Linked DNA regions of Homo sapiens: region 1 is linked to region 2. Evidence: read pairs that join two places in POLR2A ChIA-PET (ENCODE). Cell type or tissue: endothelial cell of umbilical vein. All regions are shown on one strand. Links, peaks and the distances in the headings refer to the core of each region. The heading gives the core; the rest is flanking DNA.

Evidence for each region. Peaks named below come from ENCODE experiments on the same cell type or tissue, not always from the same donor. Only the 100,000 strongest peaks of a DNase experiment are listed, where the experiment ranks them.
Region 1: POLR2A ChIA-PET joins it to region 2 with 5 read pairs; 2 of 35 experiments call an interaction of 5 or more read pairs at or near these places.

The regions. Positions count from the first base shown.
Region 1 is chr4:20,773,566-20,783,459 of GRCh38, forward strand. The region is part of intron 3 of KCNIP4 (potassium voltage-gated channel interacting protein 4); the gene reads right to left. Among named protein-coding and RNA genes, the nearest start is that of PACRGL, 78 kb to the left of the region's middle. In endothelial cell of umbilical vein, for the core only: no CTCF peak of the experiment used is centred there; a DNase peak (open chromatin) is centred at 5,496; H3K27ac peaks cover 2,613 bases.
Region 2 is chr4:21,148,167-21,158,060 of GRCh38, forward strand. All of the region lies in intron 1 of KCNIP4 (potassium voltage-gated channel interacting protein 4), which reads right to left. Among named protein-coding and RNA genes, the nearest start is that of MIR7978, 310 kb to the right of the region's middle. In endothelial cell of umbilical vein, for the core only: no CTCF peak of the experiment used is centred there; no DNase peak of the experiment used is centred there.

The DNA.
Region 1 (9,894 bases), core at 2,642-7,641, 370 kb before region 2:
TAGGGTTGTATCATCATAATGAGGCACAAGGGGGCAGTAGTGTCCTCCATGATAGCTAGAAAAGCGATTTCCAGTTCTTTTTCTTAAGGGATTGTTCTTTTCCTAAGCTTGGTGCCTGTCTGGGTAAATTTCTTTCAAGAAGGCTATTTCCTTTTTATGAACGGTGACAGCCTCATTCCTACATTAGATAATTTAAAAAATTAACTATTTCTGGGAATGGGGCCCAGAGACTCTGATCTCCATTTTGGATATTACATTTGGTGTACGTCAGTCTGAATTCACAATCACTTTTTTGGCAGTTGGGCCACCTTTAATTTAGTCACCAAAAACTTGTAGATCTTAGAAAACAAATAAGCAAGACAACGCCACTAAAGTTCCAAAGCTTGAGTCTGAAAACCTTCTGAAATTGTTAAGTGTATGTGGGCTCTGGAGTCAAAGCTGCTTGAGCCTGCTTTGCTGTTTAACAGGGGAACATTTTAAACCTTTAAGATGAAAATAATGATACTACCCTATCTGGAGGTTATTATGAGGCTTAAATAAAGATAACCCATGCACAATGTCTAGCGTCGTGCCTGGATGTATAAACACCCAGTACACATTCCCCATGGAGGAAATTATTTCTACAATGATGCTCGTTCTGAACCTGTTAGCTTTTGTCATGTTTTCATGTAATATGGGATATTATGTTTATCCTTGTTAAATACCATCTGCTTATTTAATTTCAGAGGATTTTCAGAATATCACACCAGTGTTCCACTTCCTTAGTTATTACTCTCAGTTTTGTAGCTTTTAGAATCTAACAGCCCCTTCCTTATGAGCCACTCATATCACTTACTAGCCTGGAACTTTGAATAAGTTACTAAACTTCTTCAAGCTGGATTTTATCATAATTAATTAATGCAGGACATGTTTTTGAAAGCATATTATATGTCAGAGAGTGTAAGAAGAAATGGAGCTAAAACAATCAAGACAGATGAAGTCCCTCCTGGAGTTTGATGACTATCAGAGAAGTCACACATAAAACAAAGTTCTGTGTAAATAACCATTCAGTTACAGTTGCGATAAGTGCTACAAACCAAGTATGGAAGGTCTAATTTATAGGGAAGACTTCCCTGAGGATGTGACATTTAAAGAGGGACCTGAAGGATAAGTAAAAACTAGCAGGAGATATTGCTGGGGAAGAGGCAAAGGAACCCTGTGTACAAAAACCTGTGATGTGATCAATGACTAAAGAGATGGCAAATGTGCCTGGGGAGTGTGGTCTGAGACAAGGTTGGTTAATTTGGGGCCTGCTAGTTACATTAAGAATCAAGGTCTTTGCCATTCACAAGATAGGTATCATATACCTGTTTTTCAGAGCTCTGGAGAGAATTAAGAGATGATTTACATCAAGTGCCCAGCACAATCCCAATCGCATTCTAAACACTCAGCATCCCTCTCTTTTCTGTTTACTCTACCAGAGTTGAATTTTTACCTCTGGTTTATTATTTATTCAATACGTAATTATTTAGCGTCTACTGTGTATCAGGCTCTCTGTTATAAACTGAACAAACAAAAGGGGAAAAGCAGACATGGTCTTGCCTTTATAGAATCTCTCCACTGATGAGCTATTATGTTCTTTGTGCATATGAATTTATTTCAAGGGAACAATAGTTTCAACATATATGGCGATTAAAATCTTGTGCTCCTATCTCCAAAAATTAAAAGTAAATAAAAGCAAGCAAGCAAGCACACAGAATAAACTCACATTGCCATGGATTGCAATGTAAATAACTCAAGATTATGAACTTGTATGTAGGAGTTACTTCTGCATGTTTCTTTGCTTTTGCTAATGATTAATAATAACGAGTCCAGGCCAGACACAGTGGTTCATGCCTGTAATCCCAGCACTTTGGAAAAACAAGGCAGGAGGATTGCTTGAGGCCAGGAGTCCAAGGCCATCCTGGGCAATATAGTGAGACTCAGTTTCTTAAAAAAAAAAAAAAAAAAAAAAGTTAGCCAGGAGTGGTGGCATACACCTTTTGTCCTAGCTACTCAGGAGGCTGAGGTGGGAGGATTGCTTGAGCCCAAGAGTTTGAGGCTGCAGTGAGCTATGATTGCTGCTGCACTCTAGCCTGGGCAACAGAGAGAGACTGTCTTCAAAATAAATAATTAAAAAGAATAATGATGATTGTTTTTACAGTATATTCTTGCACATGGTACAGATGGTTAGAATAAATCTCTGTACTACTGAAAGTGCTAATAAGTCTCCATTATATTATCTTAGGGGCTAAGTATCCTTCAGGAGGGCAGAAAGACTCCCAGCTATTAGGTGTATCTAAACCCCACATGGCTATGTTTACCCTGAAACTGAGGCAGTCTAACTCTTATTCCTTTCTGTTTACCTGTTTTAATATATTGCATATTTATCTATTTAATATATACAAATGTTGTCTTCTGATAAAGGTCCAGAAATTCCAGGCATATAAAAGAGCTTCAAATCCCAACAATTCTACCACATTCACTTTTCATTTCCATCTGCACATTTTTCATTTTTAGAGCTCATGGATAGTCTAGACATTTATTTGCAAATATTATGAAGGTATTATTTCAATCAGCAAGGGATTCTCTTCAAAACTTATATGAGCTTATGGTAACAATTCTTATTCTCTCTAGTGAGGCATAAAGCTAAAAGTTTTATGTTTTTGCCCCGTAAGGAAGGAAAAACAATGCATGTTTTTGTTTTTTTCTAGTATCTCACAGATATTTTCATTTCCTGGTTTACCAGTTGTTAACCTTAATGCATCCCAGAAGGAGATTAATATTTGGATTTAAATAATAGGAGCTCTACTTTCGGTTTCTTGTTATCTTTGCTGGGAGATGAGAAGTCTGGGGTGGTTTATTCTCTGTACAACCTCTCAAAATTGTACTATAGACCAACATACTGAGGAAGATAAGGAGCAATCCCTCCAGTACTTACAATGCTCATATGAAAATAGATGATTTTCTGAAAGAATTAGAATGCTATATTTTATTAATTGTTTCTAGTTAGACTTTAATTCCAACAACTAATATCTCCTTCTTTAAGAATGATTTCCCTAATTCTACCGTTAGGAAATTATTTAATTCTACCATAATTATGTTTTATTTTTTTCCATTTTATGCCACTGTGCCAGGCACTGTCCATTTTATGACATATTTGTGTCAGCTTAACAAATCTAGCTCATCAGTTCAGAATCAACAATGAACCAAATATTACTGTAGATTATATGTTAATACATAGGAGCACAGTTATTACATGTATAACTATTTCTCCATTTTGTGACCATTATAGGGTAATTATGAATAGATGAAGGCATGATTACTTTAGATCAAAACACAGGCAAAAAAAATGGATCTTCTTTGGGGAAATGTTTTATGCTATAGACTGAAAGTGTGTGTGGCCTCCAAATTCATATGTTGAAACCTAATCTCCATTATGATCATATTGGGAGGCGGGGTCTTTGGGAGGTGTGTTAGTTCATTCTCAGGCTGCTATAAAGAACTGTTCAAGAATGGGTAATTTATAAAGAAAAGAGGTTTAATTGACTCATAGTTCCACAGGGCTATAGACGCCTCAGAAAACTTAGGGCAGAAAGGGAAGAAAACATGTCCTTCTTCACATGGCAGCAGAAAGGAGAAGTGCCAGGTGAAGGGGGAAAGCCCCTTATAAAACCATCAGCTCTTGTGAGAACTCACTCACTATCATGAGAATAGCATGGGGGCAACTGCCCCCATGATTCAATTACCTCCCACTGGATCCTTCCCAGAACACATGGGGATTATGGGAACTACAATTCAAGATGAGATTTGGGAAGGGACAGAAAGCCTAACTGTATCAGGAGGTGATTAGGTCATAAGACTTAAGTTTTTAATGAATAGGATTAATGTTCTTATAAAAGAGGCCCAAAGAGCTGCTGTGCCTCCTCCGCCAAGCCCTAGTGACATAATGGAAATATGGTCTTCCATGAACCAGGAAGAGGGACTTTACCAGTAACCAAATCTGTCAGCACCTCGATCCTGGACTTCCCATCCTCCAGAAATGTAAGAAATAAATTTCTGTTGTCTATAAGCCACCCAGTTTATGGTAATTTGTGACAGTGGAGGTTGTAGATTACAGAGAAAAAGTGGAGGTTGTAGATTGCAGAGATGAATTAGTGTAGTTTATGAAACCATGAAGTTTGACGTTCCTGAGGGATATCCCAGAGAAGTTGGGAAACCAGTAATTAGAAAGGAGTTTGGAACTCAGGTCAGAGGTCAAAGCTTACAGCTATCAGTTTGTGCTCCTTTAGCACATAGGTATAGAGATCTCCCAAGGAAAATACCTAATGAAGAAAACCAGGGAGCTGAATGCACAGCCTTGGTGGGAAGCTACATTTAAAAAACAGGAATGGGATAAGCAGTCCATGAAGACCAGGATAAAGTAGACAGAGAGGTACAAGGAGAAGCCGTAGATTATATCAAAGGAACCAAGGAAGAAGAGGCATTCAAGTAACTCAAGGCCTCCACTCCCAAACTCAGCAGAGACTTCAGTTAGGTCCAGAGAAGTCACAGGAGAAAGTGTTAGTAGCATAGACTCTGAAACAGGCTGTGTAGGCTTGCATCTAGTCTCCACTACTCACACTAGCTGTGTTTCTTAAATTCTTTGTGCCAGTTTATTAATTTACTTGTGCCTCACTTGCCTTATCTGTAAAATGGGACTAATAGTATACTTACCCCATAGAGTTAATACAACCATAACATTGACCAATATTTGTAGAACCTTAAATTCTTAACTCATAGTTAGAATTAAATATATTTATTGAATTTAAATCAAGCAATTCATAGATGTCAAGATTGGAAACTATTCAGTGGATTTGCAAATGAAATGTAGTTTTGACACACACACAAATCAGTACAAGGAAAACTGGGGAAATCTGAATAAGATCAGTGGATTACATCAATGTGAGTAACCTGATTTAATATTGTACTGCAGCTTTACAAGATGATACTACTGGGGGAAATGGTACCTGGTGACCTCCTTGGACTATTTCTTACTATTGCATGGCAACCTATTGTTATCTCAAAATAACAAGTTTAATTTAAAAATATTGGTAGCCATGGAAAATAAAGGTGGTCTTGACCTATGAAAGAACAATTTAAATGACATGGTAGAGGCAGAAGCCAAGAGTTAAGAAATAAATGCAGATGAGGGGTTATATAGACTGAACTTAGACAGCTGTTTTAGGAATTTTATGTAAGAGTATAAGAATGAGACTTGCCAATAGTTAGAGAGAGCTGTGTGTGCATGTAAAAGTTGTTGTTATTGCTGATTTGGAATGAGTATGTCTTCTAATGCATTTTTTAAGGGTGAATGAGACTTGACTAGCATTACAATATGTAAGGAGGCAGCTAGGAAAAGAGGAAGAGACAGGGAGGAGGAGGAAGGGAGGGAGGCAGATAAATTATAAAGAGGAATCAAGATATCATAGGAAGTGGGATTGAAAACACTAGGGAAATGGAACATTCTTTTCTTTTATACAGGAAGAATAAGTCAGCAAATAAATACCAAACAGGTGCCAGCTATACACTGGACTTCCTTCTAGGAGTTAATTAAGCACTGTGGTTTTGATTGAATAATACAGATCAAATTCCTCTGTCCCGTGAGAAAATGAGACAGTTCTGTAGGTACATTTACTGCTGGAATCAGAAGAGCTGTAAGGATGTATAGGCATGTTACTGTAAATAGATGAGGAGACACTAGATCATGAAAAAGAGACAAGATTATCAAGCTGAGTGTAAAAATTGCTAATTAGTAGTGACTCTCATATCTGGATTTTTGTTTGGTTTTCCCCAGCAAGTAATAGAGAAGTGGAAGACAAATCATTCTCTGACCCTAGAGTTCGGTGACCCCAGAGCCATATAGGTATGTGACAGGTTGGAAACTGGCTTCTCAAAATATATTGATAACCTAATCTCTGGAACCTACCTTACAAGTCCCCCCTGCCCCACAACCCCCCCCCCCCACACAAAAAAGAAATGAAAACAAAAAAAATTTCAGGTATAATTAGTTTAAGGATCTCTATAAGGAGAGATTATCCTGGATTATCCAAGTGGGCCTTTTAGGCTATCCCAATTGTCCTTACAGGAGAGAGGCAGAGAGATGTGACATACATACAGAGGAGGAAGGGATATGATGATGGACCAGAGAGACATTTGAAGATGTTGACCTTGAAAATTACAGTGGTGCAGCCACAAGCCAAGGAATGGTGACAGCTGCCAGAAGAGGAAGGAAAAGATTCTCCCCCAGAATTTCTCAAGGGAGCATGGCCCTGCTAACACCTTGATTTTGGCTCAGTGATATTAATTTCAGACTTTCGACCTCTAGACAGTAAGAGAGTAAATTTTTGTTGTTTTAAGCCTTTCAGTTTGTAGTATGTTGCTACAGCTGCATTAGGAAACTAATACATGCATGATTGTAGGACATGGATAAGGAAGTAGGGATGTTCAAGGGTATTTCAGGAAATCAACCATATAGTGCAGATTAGTATGGAACTTGTGAGACTAAGAAGGGCTGGTGATCCCAAAGGTCTTGCTTGCAGAATCAATGAGCAGAATGTAGTGAGATTGAGGGCTTAAGACAGTTGAATGGATATAAGGTTGTGGTCAAAAGGGTGAGACCATCATTTAGGATGTCAGGAATTAAGTAGTTTCAGGTAATAATAAAGTCCAAGTGATATCCATCAGAGTGAAAAGTGGAATGGAAAAGAAAATAATGGCATTTAAAGAGTCAAAAAACACTGAAGCTCAGGTGAGTGGCTGGTAGGCAGGTCAACTCCATGGATATTACTGTCAAGCCAATGAACAAAGATTTTAAAGTCAGCGATCAAAGTCTGGAATGAGTATGATACAGAAACTCTCCCAGTAATAACATGAGACGCCCTGATTCTGGTTCTCTGTGACTCAGCTCTGTTAGACAATTTTCTTACTTCAGGAACTGCCAATACCCCATTTAACATGATGCTGGTGAGGCTTTTAATCCCATTTCCATGGGCCACAGGGCTAGGTCAAATGATGCAGGCTTTTCCAGGAACAGTTCTCCATCCCCCAGGCCAAAATGATTGGTTCAGTGTCATGTGACTAAAACTAGTTCCTGCCTTGCTGGAGTTATTAGCACGGAGAAAAGGTGAGTAAAAGAGACAGCATCCTGATACACTGTTGGAGCCTTGATCCAGCCATGCCTGATGCTGTAAGTATTCCTATCTTAGATATGTGAGTCAATAAACCTTTAACTTAAGATACTTTGAATGGGTTTTTGTTACATGTACTCAAAAATATCCTAATTTATACCAGAATAGTATTATTTTCTTGCTCTTTGTTCTTTACAGGGTGGCTACAAAGGAATCAATGTAGCCTCGTAGTTTCTCTGGATGGTATTTCAGTGCTTTGGGAGATAACCACCACATAAATGAGAGAGTTCCTATTTTTCTTTGTTATTGTTTTACTATCTAACCCCAGCTACAAGAAAGGATATATTGGTTTATTTTACAAACTTTATCTTCACAATCAGAAGGATGTGAGCTGTAGAGCATTATTTTAAAGACCAGTCGGAAGATGAAATGGTGCAAAAAATAAAAAAAGAAGAAAACCAAATTAATCTGCAAACACATTAGAATTTTCAAGATTTAATTTCACTGTTATTTTTGCCCATTTGAAGCAAATCTATTCACTAGATCTCTATTAAATCCCTACTGTAAGCCAGGTACAAATAAATGAGATGAACAATTTGAACTGATTTCAAGTTGCAAAGTAACAATTATATGATGAATTTCTTTGAGAAGCAAATGTTGGTATATCAGTCCATTTTCCCGCTGCTGATAAAGACATACCCAAGACTGGGAAGAAAAAGAGGTTTAATTGGACGTACAGTTCCACATGGCTGGGGAGGCCTCAGAATCATGGCAGGAGGCAGAAGGCACTTCTTACATGGTGGCAGCAAGAGAAAATGAGGAAGATGAAAGAATGAAACCTGATAAAACCATCAGATCTCATGAGACTTATTCGCTACCACAAGAACAGTATGGGGAAAACCACCCCATGATTCAAATTATCTCCCATTGGGTCCCTCCTACAACATGTGCAAATTATGGGAGTATAATTCAAGATGAGATTTGGGTGGGGACACAGAGCCAAACCATATCATTCAATCCCTGGCCCCTCCAAATCTCATGTCCTCACATTTCAAAACCAATCATGCCTTCCTAACAGTCCCCCAAAGTTTTAATTCATTTCAGAATTAATCCGAAAGTCCACAGTCCAAAGTCTCATCTGAGGAAAGGCAAGTCCCTTCTGCCTATGAGCCTGTAAAATCACAAGCAAGCTAGTTACTTCCTAGATACAATGGGAGTACAGGTATTAGGTAAATATAGCCATTCCAAATGGGAGAAATTGGCCAAAACAAAGGGGTCACAGGGCCCTTGCAAGTCCAAAATCCAGCAGGGCAGTCAAATTTTAAAGCTCCAAAATGATGTCCTTTTATTCCAGGTGTCACATCCAGGTCATGCTGATGCAAGAGGTGGGTTTCCATGGTCTTGGGAAGCTCTGCCCCTGTGGCTTTGCAGGGTACAGCCTCTCTCCAGGCTGCTTTCACAGGCTGGCACTGAGTGTCTGCAGCCTTTCCAGGTACATGGTGCCAGCTGTAGGTGGATCTACCTACAGCTGGGGTCTGGAGGATGGTGGCCCTCTTCTCACAGCTCCACTAAGTGGTGTCCCAGTAGGGACTCTGTGTAGGGGCTCCAACCCCACATATCCCTTCTGCACTGCCCTAGTAGATGTTCTCCATGAGAGCCCTGCCTCTGCAGCAAACTTCTGCCTGGACATCCAGGCATTTCCATACATCTTCTGAAATCTAGACAGAGGTTCCCAAACCCAAATTCTTGTCTTCTGTGCAGGCTCAACACCACATGGAAGCTGCCAGGGCTTAGGGCTTGCACCCTCTGAAGCCTTGGCCCAAGCTCTACATTGGCCCTTTCAGCCACAGCTGGAGCAGCTGGGATGCAGGGCACCAAGTCCCTAGACTACACACAGCATGGGGACCCTGGGCTCTTCCCAACGAAACCATTTTTTTCCTCCTATACCTCTGAGTCTGTGATGGGAGAGGCTGCTGCAAAGGTCTCTGACACACCCTGGAGACACTTTCCCCATTGTCTTGGGAATTAACATTCAGCTCCTCATTACTTATGCAAATATATGCAGCTGACTTGAATTTCTGCTCAGAAAATGGGATTTTCTTTCCTACAGCATTGTCAGGCTGCAAATTTTCCAAACTTTTATGCTCTGCTTCCCTTTTAAAATGGAATGCTTTTAACAGCACCCAAGTCACCTCTTGAATGCATTGCTTCTTAGAAATTTCTTCTGCCAGATACCCTAAATCATCTCTCTCAAGCTCAAAGTTCCACAAATCTCTGCAGCAGAAGCAAAATGCCACAAGTCTCTTTGTTAAAACATAACAAGAGTCACCTTTGCTCTAGTTCCCAACAAGTTCCTCATCTCCTTCTGAGAACACCTCAGACTGGACCTTATTGTCCATATCACTATTAGCATTTTGGGCAAAGCCATTCAACAAGTCTCTAGGGATCTCCAAACTTTTCCACATTTTCCTGTCATCTTCTGAGCCCTCCAAGCTGTTCCAACCTCTGCCTGTTACCCAGTTCCTACGTCACTTCCACATTTTCAGGTATCTTTTCAGCAACATCCCACTTCTGGTACCAATTTACTGTATTAGTCAGTTTTCACACTACTGATAAAGACATACCTGAGACTGGGAAGAAAAAGAGGTTTAGTTGGACTTAACAGTTCCACATGGCTGGGGAGGCCTCAGAATCATGGTGGGAGGTG
Region 2 (9,894 bases), core at 2,676-7,675:
TTAAATCTATGACAATGTTCATATTTATTGAATTCTACTCTTTGCCTTTAGGCTAAGGAACTATATGCTTTATGACATTGTATATTATAAAGAACAATCTATACCAAAATAACAACCTTCAGAGAACAAAAAACAGAGGATGCTGGAGTCAGCAATTGCTAAGATACTGGACAGACAGCAAGGTGAGTAATGGAGTTAATAATCTGGAATATGGAATACTGACACTACTAAAACCATATTTGGGTGACTAAATTAACGCCACACTTCTCATCCACCTACATAATGTTTACGCATCCAATGATGATAGTTACGTTTATCCAATGTCAAGGCATGCTTACACCGTTCTGACATATAATACCTTTACCAAATGCTAATTATTTTATTAATTTAAAAAATATTTAAATATAAGAAGTGAAATTCCACTGTCAAGATGCATTATTCATTGTTTTTCCTGTATCAGTTCAAAAAATATTATTCTTAAAAAAGAACTGGACCAAATTCCAACTGTGATACTACAGAAGAAAAAAAAAAAAGCTGAAGTAAACAACATTAAGAAAGGCCAAGTAAAGTGACAAATCACAGCAAATAACAATTTATCCCTACTGAAAAGGACAGCACAATTCAATTTGCCAAATCATTTTATTTATCTCTGAGTGGCAATATGAATGATCAATCTGTTTTGATGAACACTAAAACTTTGCTGAATGAAAAACTGTGCTGCCTTTAACATGTCAAATTTAGGTACAGTAAAAGAAAATGTGAATTAAATTGGCTTTGAGTATACAGCATTAAAAGATAAATTGCTAGCTTAGAAATATCTTTCCCAGTAGCTTTATTTGAACCAAAATATTTTGCTTAGGAGGAATTACATAAGTGTGCAATCTATATAATAATTATTTCTTGGTCCCTAAATTTGAAATGTTCTCAAAAGCCTAAATGCAGAAAAAGGCTAAGAAGATTATATGAAGAGAAAGATCTGGTTTGATCAAAGACTTTGGCTGTGAATTAGAGAGGGTTTTATAGTTTTGGGATAAACAATTTAGCAAAACCCTGATATTCTTTCTTCCTTCATGCATTTATGCATTTAACTGTTTGTTAAAATACTCCTATGTGCAAAGTTTGTCCTAGGAAGTGGGAATTAAATATTGAAAACTCTCTGTTTTCAATAGCTCCAAAAACCACATAACTGGAGCTTTAGGACCCATCTTGTGGCTCCTGGAAAATGAATTTTAAATTGAATCCTGAGAGATTAGTAGGAGTTATCTAGGTGAACAGAGAAGGGTCTCAAGTGAAAAAGCTTCCAGGGAGACAGCAATGTCTGCAGAAGTCTAGAATGAGAAGACGCAGGACCATTCTAGGAGTTCCGAGAAGTTGATTTGGTGAAAGCAAATATGTTAAGTTTTGAAAAAGGACATGGTTGACATAAGGCGAGACCAGAAAAAAAATTTAGAATGTTGAGGTGAAAAAATTATACTGTATTAGTAATTAGTCCCAGAATCCCTGTTAGGAAGGAAGCTTTGGTTACGAACATATCCTAACTTTTAGTCCAGAGGCAAGACTAAGGAGAGTATAATGAAGTAAAGAAAAGAGGACGATGAGTTGCTCTGCATTGGAAATGAACAGGGATCTATGGTTTGGGGACACTGGAAAAATGAGAAAAGGGGAAATAAAAAAGCAGGAATAAAATTATAAAGGGAGGACAAAGGAATTATAAAAACATGGATTTTAAGTTATTTGTTTCACTGTGTTGGAAATGTCCTTTTATAACACCCTAATAATATTCAGTACTAGCTACCACAAAGACAAAAGAGAGAAATGCATTTGTAGTGTTTTGTTTTTATTTGTGGAAATACAAGTTCTATATCTGTTGTCATATCAGGGCAATGATAGAATTGCCTGTCACGGTCAGTACGTAGAGTCAAATGTTATTCAGCAAAGAGAGGATGACTCTAGCACTTGCAGACCCCTTGGAGATGGTATGAGACTTTTCACAGGGCAGTGTGCAGGGATTGGAGCCAATCTTCTAGTTCAAAGGAGCATGGAGTTCCAGCAAACACATAGGGTATGTAGAACTCCAGAAAGTTTGAGACTGATTTAAGGATAATGGGAGTGTTAATGAGGGTAATGCTTGGCTCCATTTGTCATCTGGATACACTGTACCAATGGCTGAGAGGGAGGCAGGACTGAGGCAGAGAGGCCAGTTAGGAAAGCAAGTATGTTGGGTCACTTGCAAAGCCACCATTGATTCTGATGTTCTGGGATGGCTCCCCTGACTGTGATCTCAGTTCACCTGGTTCCAACCTGGGGACACAGACCAAGTACTTAGACCTTAGTCAAAGACATTACCCCTGTCTTAGAGGAGGGAGTGATAGAGTTGGGTGATTATGTGTGTGTTTGCATGTATGCATTGGAGGAGTTTATAAGCATAAAGGGAGCAAGAAATATCAACATGGCTCAAGTGGTTATTCCTCTAAGACCATTTGTGAGTATAAAATTGTGTGTGTGGTTACCCACACAATAAGAAATTGATGAGAACTTAATTGAATCAAATTAGAAATTTACTAGCCCCACATTCTGTAATTCTGCCCTGGCAGAAAAATGGACCTAAATTCAGACTATCGGTCTTAATATGCATCTAATGAAGAAGTTTGAAATAAAGGCAATCTGCTGACTTGGGTGCTTTGAAAAAAGAAAGGACTCAAGTTGGCCATTATTTCTTGTTAATCAACACAGTAGTTAATGAATATAAAATTTACATCCTTGTTACAGTAACATTTAAGTTACATCTTTCAACCCATTTTGTATCTTGTTATCACTCAGTTTTGTTTCTGTCTAAAAATCTACTTGCTAGAAGGGAAAAAGAGCCTTTCTATAATATTAGAAGATTTATTTAAATAGTTCTAAGGACTATGGACTGTAAACTTAAAATTAATAATGTTTGCCAAAGGAAATACCTGTGTTAGAAGACTTGTGAAAGAAACCTTTGTTCTTTCACACAAGAGTTAAGTGTAGCTTGTCATAGGAGGTGGATTTTAGCCATAAATCCTAGTGACACTGATATCATCAATCGAGTCCTAAGTAACTCTACCTGTATAAGAAAATCATGATTTTATTAAAATTACAATGGTAACTAATGACTTCCACAGTTTCCCACAATCACATCAGGCCTTTACCTCCCTTAGTCTACTTGGGCTGCCATTAACTAAATACCATAGAATGGATGTCTTCAACAAAAGACAATTTTTTTTTTTTTTTTTTTTTTTTTTTTGCTGTTCTGGAGCCTGAGAAGCCCAACATCTGAGTGCTAGCATGGGTGAGATCTGGTGTGGCCTCTCCTGCTTTGCAGATGGCTGTCTTCTCTCTGTGTCCTCACACGGTGATGAGATAGAGAGCAAGCTCTTTGGTTTATAGGGGGACCAATCTTGTACAAGGGACCCACCTCCATGAGCCCATCTAAAACAAATTATCTCCCAAAGGCCTCATCTATCATCACATTGAGGATTAGGGCTTCAGCATATTAATTTTGAGGGGCACGATTCAGTCCACAGCCCTCCCTCTGTGCTTGTATCACTGCTTTTTCTTCCTTGCTGTGAATGAACTGAATGGTATGGGCTTTTATCTAAGGACACCCTCTAGCCTTGTGCATAGGCTCTGAAAAGTTCTCCTTGCACAGGGACAACATTGTCGGGACTTAGCCCTTTTTCTCCTCCATGCTCAAATTTCACTTTTCTGTTAGATCAGTTCCAACAGCCTGCACAATACTGTAAATACTTCTATATTGAAGATTAATATAAAAACAAAATAGGCTGGGTGCGGTGGCTCATGCCTATAATCCTAGCAGTTTTGGAGGCAGAGATGGGCAGATCACTTGAGGTCAGCAGTTCGAGACCAGCCTGACCAACATGGTGAAAACTTGTCTCTACTAAAAATACAAAAATTAGCCAGGCATGGTGGCACATGCCTGTAATCCCAGCTACTTGGGAGGCTGAGGCAGGAGAATTGCTTGAACCTGGGAGGCAGAGGTTGCAGTGAGCCCAGATAGCACCACTGCACTCCAGCCTGGATGACAAAGCTAGACTCCGTTTCAAAATAAATAAATAAAATAAAATTTAGGAAACTGTTGACCCTACATCCCCTTCTAACTTACTGTCTAATTTCTTCACTTTTCATTAGAGCCACTCATCTAATGTGTCTATATTCACTATCTCTAACTTCTTTTCTTCCATTCTCTCATTTTTTAAAAATAAATAAGATCATTATACAAAACTCAAACAACATAGGAAAGCAAAGGAAGTCTTGCTTCTATCACTGCCCCACCAAACTCATAATACAAGCCATTTTTTTTTTTTGGTTTCTAATTTCTAATTCTTTCCACTTTTCTAATGCAGACATCAATATACTGTATAGGCTTGTCTGCAGTTTGTTTGTTTTTACTCAGATATACCCAGGAGATTTTCCCACTGTCATTATTTAAAGAATGAGTCCCCAATCCCCAGGCCACAGACTGACAGGTCCTGGTCCGTGGCCTGTTAGGAACTGGGCTGCACAGGTGGAAATGAGCAAAAGCCAGCGGTGATTATTATCACCTGAGCTCCGCCTCTTGTCAGATGAGCCGCGGCATTAGATTCTCATACAAGAGCGAAGCCTATTGTGAACTACGCATGCGTGGGATCTATGTTGGGTATTCCCTGATGATCTGAGGTCGAACAGTTTCCTCTCGAAACAATCCCCACCCCCCAACCCTGTCTGTGGAAAAATTGTCTTTTCCACAAAACTGGTCCCTGGTGCCAAAAGGGTTGGGGACCACTAATTTAAAGAAGTTCTTCATTCTTTAATTTTACAATGGCTGTGAATGGTCATCATTGATTCAACTATTCCTTACTTGCTGGACATTGGGTTGTTGCCATTACAAACAATATCCTAATTAACTCCTTAAACACATGGCATTTGATATTTGCACAGGTGTATGCACAGGCTAGACTCCTAGTAGTAGAATTGTTGGCTCAAAGGGTAAATACATCTATAATTTATTTCATACAATACTGCCAAATTTCCTTCCGTAGGAGTTGCACCATTTTCAAATGTCACAAAGCAACATATAAAAGTATTTATTTTCCTGAAACCTTGCCAGCTGAGTGTATTTTCATATTTTGTATAGATAGATGACAAAAATTGTATTTTCAGTGTTATTTTAATTTGCATTTCTATTATGAATGACATTGAGCACTTTTTCTATGTGGTTAAAGGGCATTAGTATTTCTTTGTTAATTCTCTCTCTGTCCCTCTCTCTCTCTCTCTCTTTATATATATACATATATATGTGTATATTTATATATATATGTGTGTGTGTATATATATATATATATATATATATATGCTTTACTTGCTTTTCTATGAATTGTTGGTTCTTCTCAATTTCTTATAGCTCTCTATATACTAAACAAATTATCCCATTGTCTGGACAACAACATGCAAATCATAAATCCATCTATATTTTGCTTATCTTGAATCTGGCTTCCTAGAACCTTTGGAATTCTGGGAAAACCCCAGATTCAAAAAGAGCTTAGAAACACATATTTTACCACCTCTTGGGAGCTAAAAGTACAGCTCCTTGAGCACTCAGTCATGTAAACATGACTACAAAAAGCCAAAGGTACAAAATCACACATCATGAGTTCTTTCATCAGGTATATCCACTCAGTACCCACCATGGGTGGTCAGGTAGTGCTCTAAGTATCAGAGACTTACAGCCAAACACCCACACCGTAACTCAAGGATTTACACTGGTCACCAAATTGAAGGGCCAGTTAGTAGTTAAAAAAAAAATGGAAAAAAAAGGTAAGAAATACATTGACTGGCTTGCAGTACAAAAAAAAGAAATTATCCTATTGCTGTGATGATGAATTGCATCATCTCCATTATTCTTCGAATTTATTGCAATCAAGTTGTTTGCCCTTATATATACTAAAATTTTCTTTGTCAAGATCAAACATGACTTCTATGTAGCCAATTCTAATATCAATTCTCAGTTCACCACTAAGTGATAAATGGTTTACATGATGGATACCCCAGTTACCCAGATTGGATCATCACACATTGTATGCTTGTATCAAGATATCACATAAATGACACAAATATGTATAACTATTATGTATTCATAAAAATAAAATATTAAAAACTAAATCCCCCACAGAAACTTAAGGTAAAACGATTCCCAGAGTATATGCTGAATGGTCATTATTTATTGTATCTTCAACCCATTTCTGAATCATGCCCAGCTCTTATGTTATAGCACATTTTCATTGCACAACCCCTGTGTCATCCTCTATTGCTAGGATTCTCATTTCATTCATGTTGGAACAGTGACCTAAAGAGCTTAAATGTGCCATTATCAGATCTGCAATGGAGATGAACACTTGCCTATGCAACATCCATCTTTGTTTATAATAAACCACCATTTATATTAAAAGTGATAATCTTCCCAATTAAATATTCCATATTTCCCAATATGATACAGCTGAATCTAGTCCTCTGGGAAAATTTAATCTATGGTATGTTAGAAGTGATGTGTGGGACTTTACCAAAGCTCTTTAAATGGAACTCCTTCAGCTGAGAGTCATGCCCTCCTTGACTTTTCCTCTTTTTGTCTTTCTGCTACCTGGAATGTAAGCATAATGGCTGGAGCTCCAACAGCTGTGTTTGACCATGAGCTGAACTTGTGAGTAAAAGCTATGTTCTAGGACAGGGGTTTCCAAACTTTCTGTAACCGACAAAATAAATATTTTAGGCTTTATAGCCCACACTTGCTCTCTTTCATATTTTTCTATTTTTGCTTGATCTTCTTTTTATATACTCCTTTAAAAAGAAAAATAAAATTTTTAATTTTGCAGTCCCTACAAATGCAGTCTGGGCCAGATATGCCTGTGAGTCCTAATTTACTGAGTCACCTTACTGTAGGATGGTGGGAGAGAAAGATTAGAGAGTGCCTCATGACAGCAGAGCTGGCATGCCAGCCCTATTTTGCGTACCTCCAGACTTCCTTTATGAGAGAGAAATTAATATCCATCGGTTTAAGCTACTGTTACTTTGTGTTTTCTATTATGTGCAGATAAATGAATCCTAACTGATAAATGGCCTTCGAAGGAAATGTACATATTGCCTCTGCCAAGGAACCTTAGAAGACATTATTTTAAGGAGAAATACTATAAATACAAAAGCATGTAAATAGGAGAAAATTTCAAGGGCATATTTACAAGAGAAGGTTGAAGTGAAGAATCTTCTCTGGAGGGTATGGAAAGACGTTTTGATAAATATTATTCCATTGATATGTCAGGTGAAGCTAGTTGATTGCAGTCCTGGGAGTGAGGAGGAGCAGTTTGAACTTGATTCATTAGTTAATAAAGAGCTATTGGACGTTCTTAATCCTAGTGAGGGCATAAGAAAGCCATCATTCGGAAGGAGTCACTTGTCAGTAATATAGTCTGGACTGGAACACGGAAGCTCTATGCTGGTGATCCTGGAGGGCTGAATCTCAAAAGTTTGAAATGACAATAGAAAGAAAAAGTTGATTCTGAGAGATGTTACCAGGTAGGGGCAGAATGAGTGGACTAGCATTTGTTAGATAAATGCATGTAAACGTTGGCAGAGGAGGGAAGAGTTGGCTATATCTGCAGGTAATAAATTTCTGCTCTTATAATGTTTATAACTATTTTTGCTCCCTTGCTTATCTATCTATTATTTTCTATATTGTACACTTATTTCAACAGAACAATTCATGCTTCAACCCTCGAAAAATTGTCATTGGACACAACTTTATACCACTTAGCTGAGTTTCCTAATCTCTTTCAATAAATAGGTAAGCACAGAACCCCAGTTGTAGCTAAAGATTCTTGAATTTATTCAGGTCAATATATTGATTAAGTAATAATAATAATAACTCACAATTTTTAAGAGCATGGTATTTGACAGATGTTACAGACTACATAGATTCTGTGTTGTCTTCATAAGAATCCTATTAGATGGCAGCTGTACACAGTCAGCTTCACCTTCAATATTGTGAAACGGTTGCTTGGAAGAAGCTGTCTAGCCAGGAACTGCATTTCCCTGTATCCACACCATTTTGGTGAATGCTCATGACTGGATTTTACCAATGAATGTGAACAGGAATGTTGTTAATAGCTTCAGGGCTAAAATGGTTATGAAAGTGCAAGAGATGCTCTAAACTGTCTTTCTCTGCTCAAAGAGATTCTAGGGGATCATGAAACAATTATTTGGAGACACCCAGGATCCCAGAGTCAATGCACGGAAAGAGCTATGCATGAGAGCCACCTAACACATGTAAAACTGTGACATACATGAGAAATATACATTAATTCCCTTAAGCCACTGAGATTTTTGAGCCAAGGCTGGCCTACTGTAACTAACACAGTAGGTGTTATTAACATTACCATTTATACAAACAGAAATAAGACTTGGGAAGATCTGCCTAAGACACTAAGTAATAGAGCTGTGATTAGCATTTGAAATATTCAATTTCAGAGCCCATGTTCTTAACCATTGCCCAATATCATCATCTTTTTATATAAATTTGTAAAAGTGGTGATACTGTTTTTTTTAATAAACTAGGAAGAAATTCTAAACTCCTATATTTTGAGGTGTGTTGTTCATGTTCACAAAGCCCCATAGCCAACTAATAAGGTAATATGCATTACTAATGGGTAATATGCATTCTACATTAAAAATGGCATTTGCTTTAAGGAATTCAATGATCTAGGATTTAAATATTTTGTTCCAAGTTTAACTGATAATTCCCCCCAAGCTTTTCTCATTGGCACAATAATATGGCTTAGGGGAAAGTATGAAGGCTGAGTAATCAGAACTGCTTGGATCAGAACATGACCTCTTCGGCCTTGAGTAAGACATGTAACCTCGCTGAGGCTTCGTTTTACTCTCTGCAAAAGACAGTTAACATCACCAGCTTTTTAGGATAATTCTAAATATTAGAAATAATGCTGGAAATCTTAATAAATCACTCAGTACACATAGACAGTAATTTAATTCAATCAAGAACTATGTATTTAAATGTCTACTATAATGCATGCCAGACATTGTTGAGGCTCCAAAGATACAATAAACAAAACAGACAAAAATCCTCACCTATTTGCATTCAATGTATTCTTTTTTTTTTTTCTTTCTAACAGTTCATAATAAAAGAAACCAATATTAAGGCACTTTCAATTCTGATCAAGATGGAGTAACAGGGACAAGATTTACATTCCCATCCGAAACAACAACAACCAAACAGGCAAAATATATTAGACAATAGTTTAGGAAACACTGGCCATTAGGTAAAATAGATAGTGATCTCGGAGATACCTGGAATGAATGAGATGAGCCCTACAATTGCCCAAGCAATTATGAGACAAGGAAGAATGCAAAATGAGATTGGAAAATATTTTAAATAAAAAATAAAAACACATGATATCAAAATAGCAGGATTCTACTAATGCAATATGTACACAGAAATTGAATCACTAAATATCTATGTTCGATAGCAAAAAAGATATCAAATCAATAGCCTTAACTTCTACCTTAACAATAACATTTAATTAGAAAAAGAAGAGTAAATTAAATCCCCTGTAAGCAAAAGGTAATGATATTAATCAGAGCAGAAAACAGTAAAATAGAAACAGAAAACAATAGAAAAAATAAATGAAACCAAAATGTAGTTCTTTTAAAAAAGTCAATACAATCAATAAACCTCTAGCCAGGCTAATCAGAAAAAAAGAGAGAAAATACAAATTATCAGCATCAAGAAAGAAGGGACATAACTACAAATTTTTCTGATAGTAGAGAATAATATAGAAACATTGTGAAAAAAAAACACGCATGTGA